5 separate regions of the Homo sapiens genome follow, and all the other regions are linked to region 1. Evidence: chromatin contacts called from ENCODE Hi-C or POLR2A ChIA-PET data. All regions are on one chromosome and are shown on one strand. Each heading gives the region's core, a stretch centred on a gene start or an enhancer-like site at or near the end of the contact. The rest is flanking DNA. Distances are from core to core; before and after follow the strand shown.

What was found. Hi-C counts contacts between places; a loop is a spot of excess contacts on that map. ChIA-PET counts read pairs that join two places held with the same protein, here RNA polymerase II (POLR2A). Pooled maps may share reads with other maps.
Region 2: a map of naive thymus-derived CD4-positive, alpha-beta T cell shows a loop between it and region 1 (12-fold over the local background). The contact joins the promoter of UBN2 here to the promoter of MKRN1 in region 1. A Hi-C loop is called at or near these places in 1 of 168 maps with a recorded cell type or tissue (naive thymus-derived CD4-positive, alpha-beta T cell) and 7 of 50 pooled maps. POLR2A ChIA-PET finds 5 or more read pairs at or near these places in 2 of 52 experiments (OCI-LY7 and activated CD4-positive, alpha-beta T cell).
Region 3: a loop to region 1 is called in a map of CD8-positive, alpha-beta T cell, with 15 times the contacts of the local background. The contact joins the promoter of ZC3HAV1 here to the promoter of MKRN1 in region 1. A Hi-C loop is called at or near these places in 1 of 168 maps with a recorded cell type or tissue (CD8-positive, alpha-beta T cell), 2 of 37 single-sample maps with no recorded cell type and 11 of 50 pooled maps. POLR2A ChIA-PET finds 5 or more read pairs at or near these places in 2 of 52 experiments (CD4-positive, alpha-beta T cell and naive thymus-derived CD4-positive, alpha-beta T cell).
Region 4: a map of PC-9 shows a loop between it and region 1 (36-fold over the local background). The contact joins the enhancer-like site here to the promoter of MKRN1 in region 1. A Hi-C loop is called at or near these places in 2 of 168 maps with a recorded cell type or tissue (PC-9 and endothelial cell of umbilical vein) and 6 of 50 pooled maps. POLR2A ChIA-PET finds 5 or more read pairs at or near these places in 1 of 52 experiments (T-cell).
Region 5: a pooled map shows a loop between it and region 1 (9-fold over the local background). The contact joins the promoter of IFT56 here to the promoter of MKRN1 in region 1. A Hi-C loop is called at or near these places in 1 of 37 single-sample maps with no recorded cell type and 6 of 50 pooled maps. POLR2A ChIA-PET finds 5 or more read pairs at or near these places in 1 of 52 experiments (GM12878).

The regions. Positions count from the first base shown.
Region 1 is chr7:140,478,160-140,480,859 of GRCh38, reverse strand. MKRN1 (makorin ring finger protein 1) reads left to right here and starts at 1,355. Exons shown (of 8, transcript NM_013446.4): 1 at 1,355-1,700. The coding sequence starts at 1,516. RefSeq lists enhancers at 8-918, 1,249-2,089 and silencers at 1,225-1,334, 1,625-1,764, 2,045-2,124.
Region 2 is chr7:139,229,944-139,232,643 of GRCh38, reverse strand. It overlaps UBN2 (ubinuclein 2), which reads right to left and starts at 1,407. Exons shown (of 18, transcript NM_173569.4): 1 at 692-1,407. The coding sequence starts at 1,159. RefSeq lists silencers at 191-450, 397-616, 827-1,076 and enhancers at 1,247-1,386, 1,467-1,626.
Region 3 is chr7:139,108,272-139,110,971 of GRCh38, reverse strand. It overlaps ZC3HAV1 (zinc finger CCCH-type containing, antiviral 1), which reads left to right and starts at 1,252. Exons shown (of 13, transcript NM_020119.4): 1 at 1,252-1,948. The coding sequence starts at 1,641. RefSeq lists enhancers at 1,144-1,303, 1,096-1,599, 1,544-1,643, 2,224-2,353.
Region 4 is chr7:141,648,614-141,651,313 of GRCh38, reverse strand. AGK (acylglycerol kinase) reads right to left here. Exons shown (of 16, transcript NM_018238.4): 14 at 1,981-2,051. Among named protein-coding and RNA genes, the nearest start is that of DENND11, 52 kb to the left of the region's middle. Within about 2 kb of position 1,258, at least 6 of the 41 ENCODE cell types and tissues checked have a DNase peak (open chromatin) inside an H3K27ac peak, as active enhancers do.
Region 5 is chr7:139,132,283-139,135,051 of GRCh38, reverse strand. It overlaps IFT56 (intraflagellar transport 56), which reads right to left and starts at 1,274. Exons shown (of 18, transcript NM_024926.4): 1 at 1,192-1,274; 2 at 260-397. The coding sequence starts at 1,194. RefSeq lists enhancers at 1,258-1,437, 1,155-1,449.

The DNA.
Region 1 (2,700 bases), core at 106-2,605:
TGTTACTCATTATGTATTCACTGCAGTGTGAAAAGCACAATGCAAAGGGGTTTTTTTTTTTTTTTTTTTGCTTTTTGTTTTTTTTTTTTGAGATGGAGTCTAGCTTTGTCGCCCAGGCTGCAGTGCAGTGGCTAGAGTGCGGTGGCGCGATCTCGGCTCACTGCAAGCTTCGCCTCCCGGGTTCACTCCATTCTCCTGCCTCAGCCTCGGAGTAGCTGGGACTACAGGCGCCCGCCATCATGACCGGCTAATTTTTTTGTATTTTTTAGTAGAGACGGGGTTTCACCGTGTTAGCCAGGATGGTCTCAATCTCCTGACCTGGTGATCCGCCCCCCTCGGCCTCCCAAAGTGCTGGGATTACAGGCGTGAGCCACCGCGCCCGGCCAGTACAAAGGTTTTTAAACAGATTCTCATTTAACTTTCACAGCCATCTCTGAAGTAGGTACTATTATCTATTACTATTATTATTATTTTGAGACGGAATTTCATTCTGTCGCCCAAGCTGGAGTGCAGTGGCGCGATCTCGGCTCACTGCAACCTCCGCCTCCCGGGTTCAAGGAATTCTCCTGCCTCAGCCTCCTGAGTAACTGGGACTAGCCACTACACCCGGCTAATTTTTGTATTTTTAGTAAAGACGGGGTTTCACCACGTTGGCCAGGCTGATCTCGAACTCATGACCTCAGGTGATTCGCCTACCTCAGCCTCCCAAAGTGCTGGGATTACAGGCGTGAGCCACCGCGCCTGGCCTATTATTATTATTATTGTCGTTTTTACAGAGGAGAAAGCAGGAGCACCAAGAGGTAGGATAATTTGCTAGAAGACCCATGGCTTAGAAAGGGAAGCCTGGAGATAAGGGGACCAGCCCTCTAGAGCATTGCTCAGCCAAAATACTTGGCCAAGATCACATCTCTGATACCAGGAATGAGATAACCTTTATTAAGTGTTTACCATGTACCAGGCACTAAGCTCAGTGATTTCTAAGGACATCATATAATCCTCACAGCAACCATATGTGGGTCTGCTGTCATCCTTATTCGAGAGAGGCTGAAACGGAGGCTCAGATAGAACAAGTACCTAGCTCAAATATTACTAGAGAAATGGGAAAGTGCAGATTCAAACCCAGGTCTTCCGACTGCAAGTCCCTAGTCCCCAGCCCCAGCTCCACTATATCAGCCTCTGCTAGGAAGAAAGCCGCTAACTATGGACTTTCGTCGCCGGGGTTTCGAGCCTAGGACACACCTGTACAGACCCCCGTTTGCCCCGCCCCTTTCCGGAGGAGACGTCCCCTCCACCAATGAGCGGCGCCGTGGGCGGGCCGCGGGCGCGCATGCTCTGGGCCCGCAGTTGAAGTGGCGAGAGCGCTCAGATACGCGACGCGTAGCAGGCGGGGACCGAACGGGTGCCTCAGTGTCCTTCCCCTCCCCTCGCCTGGCCTCGCCGTCCTCTCCCCGCAGCCGGACCGGAACTATGTGATCCCGGAAGTTCCGGGGCCTTTGCTGTGTGGGATAAACAGTAATGGCGGAGGCTGCAACTCCCGGAACAACAGCCACAACATCAGGAGCAGGAGCGGCAGCGGCGACGGCGGCAGCAGCCTCCCCCACCCCGATCCCCACAGTCACCGCCCCGTCCCTGGGGGCGGGCGGAGGGGGCGGCGGCAGCGACGGCAGCGGCGGCGGCTGGACTAAACAGGTCACCTGCAGGTAGGACGTTGCGCGGCGGAGCGCCGGGCGCGGGGAGGGGGCCGCGGGCCAAGCCTGCGGCGCGGGAGGGAGGAGGGCGGCCGGCCTGCGGCTAGAGGCGCGGGAGGGCGGGGACCGGCGTTGTCTCGATCTCTGCAGCCCTCGCGGCCCCCGCTGCCGCCGCGTTCCCCCAGTCACTGCGTCAACCCCCGCTGGGCCGCGGAGCCCTCAGCGCTGTCCGCGGAGGCCTGGCGGTGCGCGATTACTGCGGAGCCGCGGGGCTGCACCGCCGCTTACACTTCCCTGAGCGCTGCCTGAGCTGGCTGCGAGCGCATCGGGGAGAGGTGGGCTGGCTCCTCCCCTGCCGCTGGAAGGATGCCCCCGCCGCTGCCTCCGGCTCCCGGGGCTCGGGAGGTGGTCACTTGAGGCCGGTCTCCCAGCGATCCTCTCCGGGCCTAGACACCCCGCCGAGGGCCCCAGCGAGCTTGCCTGGCTCCCGGCCCTCTCCTCTCTCCGTGCCATCCGTTTGTAACGTCTTTTCACGTCCCTCCGTCCCTCCGCCCCCCATCCTCCGCCCAACTGTGAGAAGAAGCTTTTGTATTTCTTCTTTGTATGTTTGTCGAGGTTGGCGGTGCTGAGCTTTGTCTTAGAAGCAGGCGTTCGGGGGCCGGGGTCGTCTTCTCCACCCGCGGTTTTTTTGAGCTGCAGATTATTACCCTCCCCCAGCGCTATGTTCCTCTTTTGAAATTTACGCATCTTCCGAAGGGAGTGAAAGGGCTCTTCGCTCCCGGAAGAGAGAGAGGTTTGGTTTTGGTTTGATATGCGAGACGAAAATATTAGAAAAATTAAGGGATGGCGGTTGTATGGATGTGTATGGTTGTAAAAAACTACCTAGCTCTACGCAGAAGAGGGCATTTAATTGTACGTTTTTTATTTTCCGGTTTTTAAATAGTGATCAGTAGCGACTGTAAGCTTTTCTTTTTCTATCAGTTGAATAAATCAACTGAAATGCCGGTTTTCA
Region 2 (2,700 bases), core at 158-2,657, 1.2 Mb after region 1:
ATGAACGAACTCCACAAAAAAGGAAAGCTAAAAAGGTTTTCCAATACCAACACGAGAGAAAAATTAGTAACCAGATTAACTAACCCACTTCTCCATTCCTAAAGTGGGATCCTTAGTCTCTGAAAACCTTTAATTATTCTTAAATTCCCTTCGATTAAGAAAAATATCACAGGCACGCAAGCACACCTCAGCAGCCACGGCGCCCAGCAAAACAAACAGTGATGAGGATGAGGATGATACGAGAGGGGTTACACAATCTCTGCTTCAGACTGGGGGGCGTGTCCCCCAAGGTTTTCTCTTCCTTTCTACTGGAACGACAGCTGTAGCGCCACAGGGAGAACCCAGCCACACGGCCTGCAGGGCCCCAGGATTTTGTGTGGGGAGCAGAAAGGAAAGAAGGAAAATCTGAGGTTCCGAAAGGTGCACAAGAAAACGAGCTCGGCGCGGCGTTGGGAGCGAGTGCCGGGGGTTTGGGGATTCGGCGCAGCCGGGTGAGAGCCTCGGCCACCCTGGGGAGTGGAGAAAGCAGCGCTCACCGCCCCGTCCACCCGCTCGGCCCCGGCCCCCCGCACCCCACCCTCGGGGCGACCCGGACGCGCTCGGTGGGCGTCCCAAGGTGCAAACCAGCTGGGGAAGGCGGCGGGTCCTGAGGCTCCCGGGGTCTGGGGCAGGAGGGAAGAATCTTCTGTACCCGTTGTTCTCCGCACAGCAGCAGCTCCGGGTAACTGAACTCCACGCAGCTCTCGTCGGTGGGGTCCTTAAGCACCAGCTCCAGGCGCACCGTCTCCCTCGGCGGCCGCGGCGGCTGCTCAGCCCGGGAAGCCGACTCCCGCGGCGGGGGCGGCTGCAAGGGCAGCGGCGGGAACGGCGGCGGCGGCTCGGGCCGCGGGGGCTCCCGCTGCAGCGACATGGGCGGCTCGGCGCGGCTGACCTCGCGCTGGGGGAGCGGCTTCTCCCGCGACGGGGGCTGCGCGTCCGAGCGGGGGGCAGGCTCCCGCGGGGCCGGCGGCTCCGCCCGGGCCGGCTCGCGGTACGGCTGCGGCTCCAGCCGGGGGGGCTCGCGGGGGTACTCGGGCTCACGCTCGGGCCCCGGGTACTCGGCCTCGCGCCGCCGCACCGGTGACAAGCTAATGAACGCTACTCTGCGCGGCTCCGCCATCCCCACTGTTCTGGCCCTCCGCTTTTGCTCGAGCCGGCGCTCGCTTCTACGGCGCGCTGCGTGCCTGCCCGCCCTTCCTCTTGCTCTCTGTCGCTTTTCTTCCCTCCACCACCCTCAGCCGTCTCCGCCGGCGCCACGGTGAGTGCGGACCGTGTCCCCTTCCCCGCTACTACGTTCTGATGGGCTTCACCGCCATCGCCAGGGTCGCCGCGGCCGCCATGTTGGATCCCCCACATAAATAGAAGCAGGCCGCTGAGCGGGCGCATGCGCACAGAGGAGACGCTCGCGTCCACTGTCGTGGCTGTTGCTCAGTTTTCCTCTTTTCCTCCCAACAGTCTGGAGTCCAGACAGGTCGGCGGAAGTGACGACATGGCTCGGCCTGTTTCCGTGGAAACGGAGACGCCGTCTGCACCCTTCCTCAAAGGGAGGGTTCTGGGGTTTCCCGAGCAGTTTACTATTCGCACCCGGAAACCAGAGGCGCTCCAGGAGCTTCCCGGGGCTAGCATCGGGATGGGACTGAGACCGACCTAGCCATTGGCGCCGGGTCTCCCGTGCTGGGTTCAAGGGAATTGGGGTTGTTAGCTGATTATTCAAGGCGGACTCTGGGCAAGGGTAGAGAGACGCGCCAGCCGTTGTGCCTGCCCGCCCTGTGTCCCCGTAGCCTTAAGTATCGAGGGAAAAAAGGAAGTGCCCAGCTTCAGCCAGACTAGCCCCAGCGGCTTCCCTCCCGAAAGCGCAGGCCTCCCCTTCCTCGACCTACTCCGGTTTCCCTCGCCCGGCCGCAGTGGGCGTTGCGTGGGGCAGGGTCATTAAATGTTCAATAACGCTTTGCAGTTGGAAAATTAACAAGCAGATGAGGAGTTCTGGGCTCATTCAGAAGGCCTAAACTGCTGAAATCATAGAAAACTTCTTAAGAGGGTTTAGTGGTATTTCAGGAAACGTACTGTTTATGAGAATGCTAAAGGACCCATTTCAGGATGGGGAAGGAATTGATTGGGCACGCCCCATAGGCTCACTTGTAATTAATTAATTGGAAGTCGGGTTTAAAAGGATAAGAATTACTGGCCATTTTAATCCATTGAATAAAAAGTAAATTTGAGGGCTCGCCCTTCACATCCTGAAGGGAATCCAAGCCTTCTGTTAATTGCATTAACTATTGAAAGCTCTTTTATTAAGTCAGTGTGACGTCATTGACAAATTCTGAGAGGGTTCCGTTTTTTCCTCTCCTGTTATTACTTTCCCTACTTGGACGAAGATGGTGATGAAATCTATGATTCCAAAGGTCTCTCCCAGCTCTAAAACCCTATCTTTTCTACTCGGCGCCATGTTTTACCTACATTATCTCCTTCCCTATTGCTCCTTTTCTGATTCTGAATTCGGGTCTCATTTTTAGATTGCCTTAGTGATACTTAAATGACCTTTCTGCCTTCAGTCTCTGTTCCCACCAGTCTTGAGACGGGGTCATATTAATGTCTCTAAAAGAGTTTTTATTATATCGTTCTCTGTTCTGGCTGCAACTTACCTACAAACTGAGTTCTATG
Region 3 (2,700 bases), core at 3-2,502, 1.4 Mb after region 1:
AGAAAAGACAAAGTTTATTTACACATGCATGCAGGAGCTTCCAGTAACAGAAAACTCAAAAGTAAAGGTTTATATACCTCAACTTAACAAAAAGGAAAGTTTTAGGGCTTCAGTAGGAGAGTTTGGAAGTTTTGATTGGGTTGTTTTGTGTTTTTGAGACAAAGTCTCAGCGCTATCCCCCAGGCTGGAGTGCAGTGGCACAATCCCGGCTCGTTGCAGCCTCCTCCCGTGCTCAAGCAATCCTCCCACCTCAGGCTCCCGAGTAGCTGGGACTGCGGCTGCACACCACCATGCCCGGGTTGTTTTTATTATTATTATTATTATTATTATTATTATTATTATTATTATTATTGAAGAGAGCTCACTATGTTGCCCAGGCTAGTCTTGAACTCCTGGGTTCAAGCAATCCTCCCACTGCCTCGGCTTCCTAAAGCGCTGGGATTACGGGCTGAGCCACAGCACCCAGCCCATTGGGTTTTTTGGTGCTAATGGTAATGGGACAGTCTGTCTTCCTGGCAGCTGAATACTCCGAGAGGCTTTTAATGGCACCATGTTTTCGGGAGGTTTTGCTTTAGTCAGATAAGGGAAGTTTCATTAAGATTTCTTTCTACATCTTCTGTAGCTCAATGTTTTCACTTAAAAACAATCTTTATGTCAACTCTGGGGGTCAAAGTACGTCCCCACGGTGGAAAAGTTCTTGTCCCAATCTCTACGGGGAGGAACCGATCTGAAATCTTGGGATATGTCTTAGCATGTCCACCGTGATTGAGGTACAAGCAGTGGTTCAGGGCACCGAGTTAGCGATTCTAGGTAAGCAAGACCATGTCAAGAAGTGGTTTGTCCAAAAGTTCGTGAGAAGGCAGAAACGAGGGAGAGTGGCAATCGTTGTTCTTTAAGAGGGCACGGTGGTGGAGGAGAAACTTGCACATCGGGGCCTGGGGTACCACGATCTGGGGCCTGGGGACGCGATTTGGGGAAACTCGGTGGCATCTGGGCTCCGCTTGATGCCAGTGCGTGTTCGTGCAAGTTACTTCCTCAAGTTCAGGGTGAGGATAATAATATCTACCATGTGGAGTTGCTGGGAAGATTCACTACCAACAGAGGCAGAGCGCACGGCTCGCAGGAAGCGCTCGCTAGGGTCTGCTCTTTCCGGGAATGGGTGGGGTGCGCACTCCTCAACAGGGCTCTCAGGACTTGCGTCACACGCCTCAGTCGGCTGGCTTATAAAACACCGGCCAGAGCCCCAAGATCGCTTTTAGTTTCTCTTCTTTCTAAAGAAGGCTCGCGGAGCCCGGCTGGAGAACCTCACCCTCGCCGAGCCTAGAACCGAGAGGGGGCCACCCCAGGCGGTCACCAGCAGATTTGCCCGCGCGTTCTCTTTCTTTCCACCCAGTTGCCCTTGCGGCCGGCTGTAAACCTGCCACTAGGACCCGGTCGGTGAGATCTAGCCTCTTGACCTGAGAGCCGAGAGTGGATCGCTGGGCTGGGCTAACGGCGACGGAGAGCGCGCCCTCGCTGACTCCGGGCGCGCCCAGCAGTAGCACCGCCCGCGCCCGCCCCTGGACACTTGTAAGTTTCGATTTCCGATTTCCGCGGAACCGAGTCCCGCGCCGCGGCAGAGCCAGCACAGCCAGCGCGCCATGGCGGACCCGGAGGTGTGCTGCTTCATCACCAAAATCCTGTGCGCCCACGGGGGCCGCATGGCCCTGGACGCGCTGCTCCAGGAGATCGCGCTGTCTGAGCCGCAGCTCTGTGAGGTGCTGCAGGTGGCCGGGCCCGACCGCTTTGTGGTGTTGGAGACCGGCGGCGAGGCCGGGATCACCCGATCGGTGGTGGCCACCACTCGAGCCCGGGTCTGCCGTCGCAAGTACTGCCAGAGACCCTGCGATAACCTGCATCTCTGCAAACTCAACTTGCTGGGCCGGTGCAACTATTCGCAGTCCGAGCGGTGAGTGCACCCGGAGGGAGGGGCGCTGTCCGCAGCCGTGGTCGGGGTGGACTGTCCAGGCGGGCAATGTTCTGGGAGGGGCACGGCTTCGCCGGGACCCCGCACCTGACAGCCTCCGCCTCCAGCCACTCCCTTCTCTGCTCCCCTCTGGGAGCCTCTGCAGGGCCCGCGCTTCTACCTTTGCAGTTCCCTTCCTTCCGGCACCTCCAGACATTTTCTCGAGAATGGCTAAAATGCTAGTGCCTGGAGGAGACCAGGCTCAACCTCCACCCCTTTCCCCGCCCGCCCGCACGAATCAGAAGAATAAAGTGCTCTGGAGCCAGCCAGGGCCTAGAGAAGCGGTAGGCAGGTTTGGGAAGGAAGGAAAGAGCCTCCCGTCTTTGGTATCTTGAGTCTTTCCCTCCCTACTACCTCCTTCCCTAGACGTGGCGGAGCCAGTAACCCAGCCGCCCTGGGCCCCCGGTCCGTCTCCGCCGGAGCGAGCCGCAGGTCTCTCTGCTTGTCCCTCCCTTCCCGGTCACCCCCATGCCCCTCATCACCGCTTTTCTGATGCCTGGCGCGTAGCAGGGGTGGCCCTTTTCCAGGTTCCTGAAGTTGTAGCAGCCGCGGGCCTTCCCTCCGGGTGGTCTCTCTACGGTGGCGCGCGCAGTTGACCGCCTGCCTTGGGACAACTCTCTTAAATCCCTTTGAAGCAGTGTGGCTCACGTCTCGGGCCACTGCTTCTGTTGTTTCCGTTTGCCTTTTTTTTTTTT
Region 4 (2,700 bases), core at 9-2,508, 1.2 Mb before region 1:
AGTTATGACTTTCTCTGAAATGCTCTTAATTTGATTTAAAAATTGATTGATTTAAAAATAATCATTCCACATGTACCTAATTCTTAGATTGTTAGTCTCAAATTTAAAAATTAGAATGAAATTCTTTAGGAAAAGTACTAAACGTCTGGTATTTGGTACTTCTTGTGATTACTTGAAGGATAAAATATTTTTACTTTAATGTAGATATTTCTTTTATGTATATGAACAACTAGTCTTAGAAGTTCTCTGATAACCCTTCCTATCTGTGGGTCCCACTCCCGTGGATTCAACCAACTGAGGATAGAGAATACATATTTTTGCACCTGTACTGAATCCGTACAGACTATCTTATCCCCTAGAGAATACAGGACAGCAACCATCCACATAGCATTTACATTATATTGAGTATTATAAGTAATCTAGAGATGATTTAGTGTGCATAGGGAGGACGTGCCTAAGTCTATGCAAATACCGTGCCACTATATAGAAGGGGCTTGACAACCTGTGGATTTTGGTATCTGAGGGAGGTCCTGGAACCAATACCCCAAGGATACCGTGGGATGACTGTATTTATAACGCGGTCTACTTGGCATACAATATCTACCTTGACTGAGTGACTATGGAGTAAAATTTCCAGCGCATATACAGACACACACTCCACCTCATGCAGATGTATCTTTTAGGCAGTGGAAATACAGTAAAAGCTAATCTAAGTAAATCAGTCCATTTATCATTTATTAACAACAGTAACTCTACAAAACGGTATCAGAGTTTTCTAACGCAGCTTCACTATGTTCTCTTCAGATATCCAGAGGAAACAGACATTACTTGATTTCACTTCCTGTAGAGAACAGAAGGACACTGGCTGCCACTGGTGCTAACAATGCAGAACATAGTGGCTTCGCCTAACCTTAGCAATAGAATTGGGGTCTCTATTTCTGGATACCAGTATCATAAAGGAGATTTGAATATTGCTGGTCTCACTGGCCAGACTGTCAATGAAGATTGTGTGATTTCTGGACATTCTGTAGAAGGAACAGGATTTTCCCTTCTTATAGATACAGCAAGAAAATCAAAGGCTGCAGAATCAGCTATTCAGTCTCTGAAGAATTTATGCCAAAGGCAAGAACAACAAACTTATGTGCCTGTGTAGATAATGAAGTAGCCATGGAGACCAGGCCGCTGCAGCAGAAATGTGTGATCCCTAAATGGGCACGAGAGGGAGCTCTGAGACAAAGCACAGAAAAGCGGAGCTGAGCAGATTACCAGTTGGCATGGGAACACACCAGCTCCTCAGATGCCCTGAAGGAGGATTTATAGTGTTCTTTACCAATAAAATTCTGGCAGAGGTAGGACTTAACAAATCACAGAACTTGGAAGGGTATTCTGTATTGGAAAAGGGAAAAAGGCCTGGGAAATGTCCAAGGTACTCAATACCTTTTCCAGTTTTTCATGAAGGCCCTGGGAATAGGAGGACATGGTGAACTGACATAAATAGTAATGGATACTGTGAAGTGCTTCAAAATATAAAAAGGCTTGACACACATTCTCTTACTCAAGGCTGAAAGCCAGTCCTGAGATCGGCAGAGATGATTATTTCATTCTGTAGACGGAAAGAATTCAGAGATGCTAAATGATCCGAGTCATGACGTCGGGTAAGTGGCAGAATCAAAATTTGCATTCAGCTCTTTGACCCTGAAACCAAAGTTCTTGACGCTGTGTCATGCTCCATTGAATTCTTTGGTTTCAATTGAAAAACAAAGACTGCTCTTACATTCTGATCCCCACAAAATGAACAGTGATGGCCAGCATAGGAGAGGGGCACTCTACATGTCAGCCCATAGGAAAGAAATAACATCGAAATTCCCAAACAAGACAAGGCTTTGGCTGGATTTCTGTCTTAGACTTCATGGGGCACTCTGAATAGTAAAATCTGAGAAAATCACAAGCCTCATTTCCTGTGAACCCCAGTCCACTTACCCTATAGTTATAAAGTCTCCTTTGCTGATGGTGTCAGGTTCAATGCAGATATTCAGAAAATCTTCTTTGCTCTAAAAAGGTTAAGAACACTAACGTCATTACTCTTAAAATTTGGCTAATGCAGCCTGTTGTCATCCTCAGCTTTGATGGTTCATAGTTTGAAGCTATATATAGATAGGGGACTCTACTTGTAGTGATTTAATTCCAAACCTATTTTCAATCTTTTTTTTTTTTTTTTTCACAAAGAGCTTTACTGAGGTATAATTTATAGAAAATTCATCTCCATTGCTTGGCTTTTTTTTTTACTACATAAGCAAACAAAACTCAGAGTGGGAGGTTCTGGACGTTCTGTCACTCACTAGTAATTATTAGCCGTTCTAGTCTCTAGGATTACTTCCCTTGCAGGCCAAGCTTTCAGCCCATCCCAGCAATCTCAGTGTTCACTGTACATGAGCTTCACATGACAGCATGGAATCGGCTGCTTGGTGTGGAGAGCCCAAGTGCCTGTGCTTCTTTAATGCTCTACATACAAATTTGGTGTGCAACCAGAGTTGGAAAACAGCAATCCGTTTATTCTATGGTAATGTTTAAAAACTTTCCATTTCCAGCCACAGAAAGCTCTGGATGATTTGAGCTACGACAAAATGGCTATCAAAACAGACTTGGTTCTTGGACCAGTTCCCATAATTTGCTACCAGTCAGTGACTAGCCATACAAACC
Region 5 (2,769 bases), core at 25-2,524, 1.3 Mb after region 1:
GTCTCGGCCTCCCGAAGTGCTGGAATTACAGGCATGAGCCACCGCGCCCGGCCAAGTTTAGTTTTTTAGTTCGTTTTTTATCAGGTTTATAGCTAACTTGGAATCTGGAATCTGTGCCTGACTAGATTTACAGGGGATTTGTACAGGAAGCCCCAGAATGCACCCACCTATTTCAAGAGCATAGCAAACAGCATTCACCCAAGCATTCATCTACAGTCTGGTATTCATACACTAAGAAGCAACGTTCTTTGGGCATTACCTCCAACAGGGTAATAGCTCCAGTGAAATCTCTTTTTGAAAGTAGCTCCTCTAGTTTTGGAATCTTCCTACCTTTCTTCTTTCTTTTGTCAGTGTGCTGTACGCCTCTGCCTACAGCAGGTTTGGCCCTTGAAAGCATCTGTAAAAGAAACAAAGACAGCTGTATGGTCCAATTCTGATTATCAGATTTAAACTGAGAGTGACAGCTCTGTAATTTATAAGTCAAGGCCGGGCACAGTGGCTCATGCCTGTAATCCCAGCACTTTGAGAGGCGAAGGCGGCGGATCACGAGGTCAGGAGTTGGAGACCAGCCTGGTCAATATGGTGACACCGCATCTCTACTAAAAATACAAAAATTAGCCGGGCGTGGTGGCATGCGCCTGTAGTCCCAGCTACTCGGGAGGCTGAGGCAGAAGAAACGCTTGAACCTAGAGGCAGAGGTTGCAGTGAGCCAAGATCGCGCCACTGCACTCCAACCTGGGCGACAAAGCGAGCCTCCATCTCAAAAAAAAAAAAAAAATTATAAGTCAAATCCTTAACAACGAACCCCAGGGAAGCCTATTCAAACTCGTTTTGTAACAGGTATTCTACTAGAAGAGCCATCAGCCAATACTTAGGAAGGACCAAACAGCTACTCCCAACTTTTATCTTCTCTGGCTAGAGATGCTTTCGCATTGCTTCTGTCATCTCAGCTTTCCCTTCCTCTGCTTCCCATCCCACGAGTGGTTTAAATGTGAGTAAACGGAAAAGCAGGAGGGAAGAAAGCACCGAGGTATTTACAGTTGCATCCCTGTCCCCCGTGGGAACACAGGGAGAGCTGGGGATTACTCTCTGCGGACACACCTAGACTTCACACAGAAGTGTGCTGGGAACCTCTAATCGCCAGCCTCAGGACCTACTCAAAGTACTCCCTTACTATTCAGAGCCACTAACCATCTTGACGTCGGTCTTGTGAGTCCCCACCACACAGCGAAGGCCGCGCCTCAGCGTTTCGCCGCATCCACACAGCACGTTCTGTCTCCACGGTAACCCCGCCTGGACGCTGGTACGAACGGGAGAAAAGCTCGTTGGAGAACCAGCGCCCGCGGCTTCTTGGTTCCGTGCAGCTTCTGCCGCGGAAGAGCCGAGGTTCCTCTTGGGAGGAGAGCGTCGTTCTCTGGGCTGAGAGCGAAAGTTTGGTTGTCTCTATTTATGAGTTTACTTTAGGAAAAGGCGAATTGGAATGGCATTGTTTTTCAAATGCAAGTTTTCTGGGAAAGAAATTTTCAGGGACCACTTCTGTTTGGGGCCGTGTTGGACTCCATAGCAACCCTTGACTATGTGCACCGCAGAATCTTGGTCTCTGGCTGGTGCGGGAAGCTTAGAAAATTTCTGCTGAAGGAGTTGTAGTTCTGTGATTTGGAAGCAGGAGTGCACCAAAATACAGTTTCCTATTTCCACAGATACACCTACACACAATAGAGAACTGTAATAAATATTTGTCGATTGGATGACTTAATTTATCTATCTTACTCCTGAACCCAGTTAATACAGGGGCAACCACAGTCTTTAAATTCACGAAATCGTGGAATGTTAGAGTTGGAAGGGACCTTACAGGACCTCTGGTCAACCCCTCAGAATTAACAGACTGAAGAACTAACATCTTGTTAGTTAACTAATGTCAGCCTAAAATAACCAAAAAGCTCAGGGATCCAGTTGAAAGAGTTTATTCAAGTGCAAAGTGTGAGGGCGGCTATCCCGGGAACCACTGACAGCAAAGAATGGTGATCAGTGCTCCCTGATGCAGGGAAAGGTGAGGGTCATTTATATCACCAAAAACAGGAGTGCTGTACGTAATTACAGCATTTTCTAGATGAGGCTAACGTACACAGAAGATTCAATTCACTACTATTGATTACACTGTAAGGGGGTTGTTTAATATTCTATTGTAAAGAGGTAACAATCACAAGGGTCTCTATCTCCAACGTCATTTAGTCTGAATAAAGAATAAAAAATCTGGTTAATATATAACATCAACACAAAGATCAGGAAGCAACAGTCATGCACCAGAGAAGAAAAACAGCCATGTTCTGTGATTTAGTTTACAGGGCTTAACTTTTCCCCTTGGCATAGTACGTTTGGAAAGTGCTGAAATTTTCTTTTCACATTTTCCCCTTTTCTTCAAAAGCTTTCAGAGAAAGCATTATAGAAGAATTATATTCTCAGGCCGTGTATTTGATCAAACCTCATGTCACTAGGAAGGCCCCTTCCTGGCAGTCACATCCCAGGGAGGAGGGGAAATTGGAAAGGACCAAGTCCGAATTATAAAGCAACAAGAGAAAGTAGTTCTGGAACCTGATTCAGGCTACACGGCTGCCTCTTCAATCAAACAATTCTCTGAGTAGTCTTTGTTCTACACATTTTCTCAGCTGTGTGTTGACCCAATTGCAGATAAATACCATAACAGCTCTGCAGACAAAGGCAAGACAAAACACAAACTATGATAATTCCTAAAATACATAACAGCTTTTG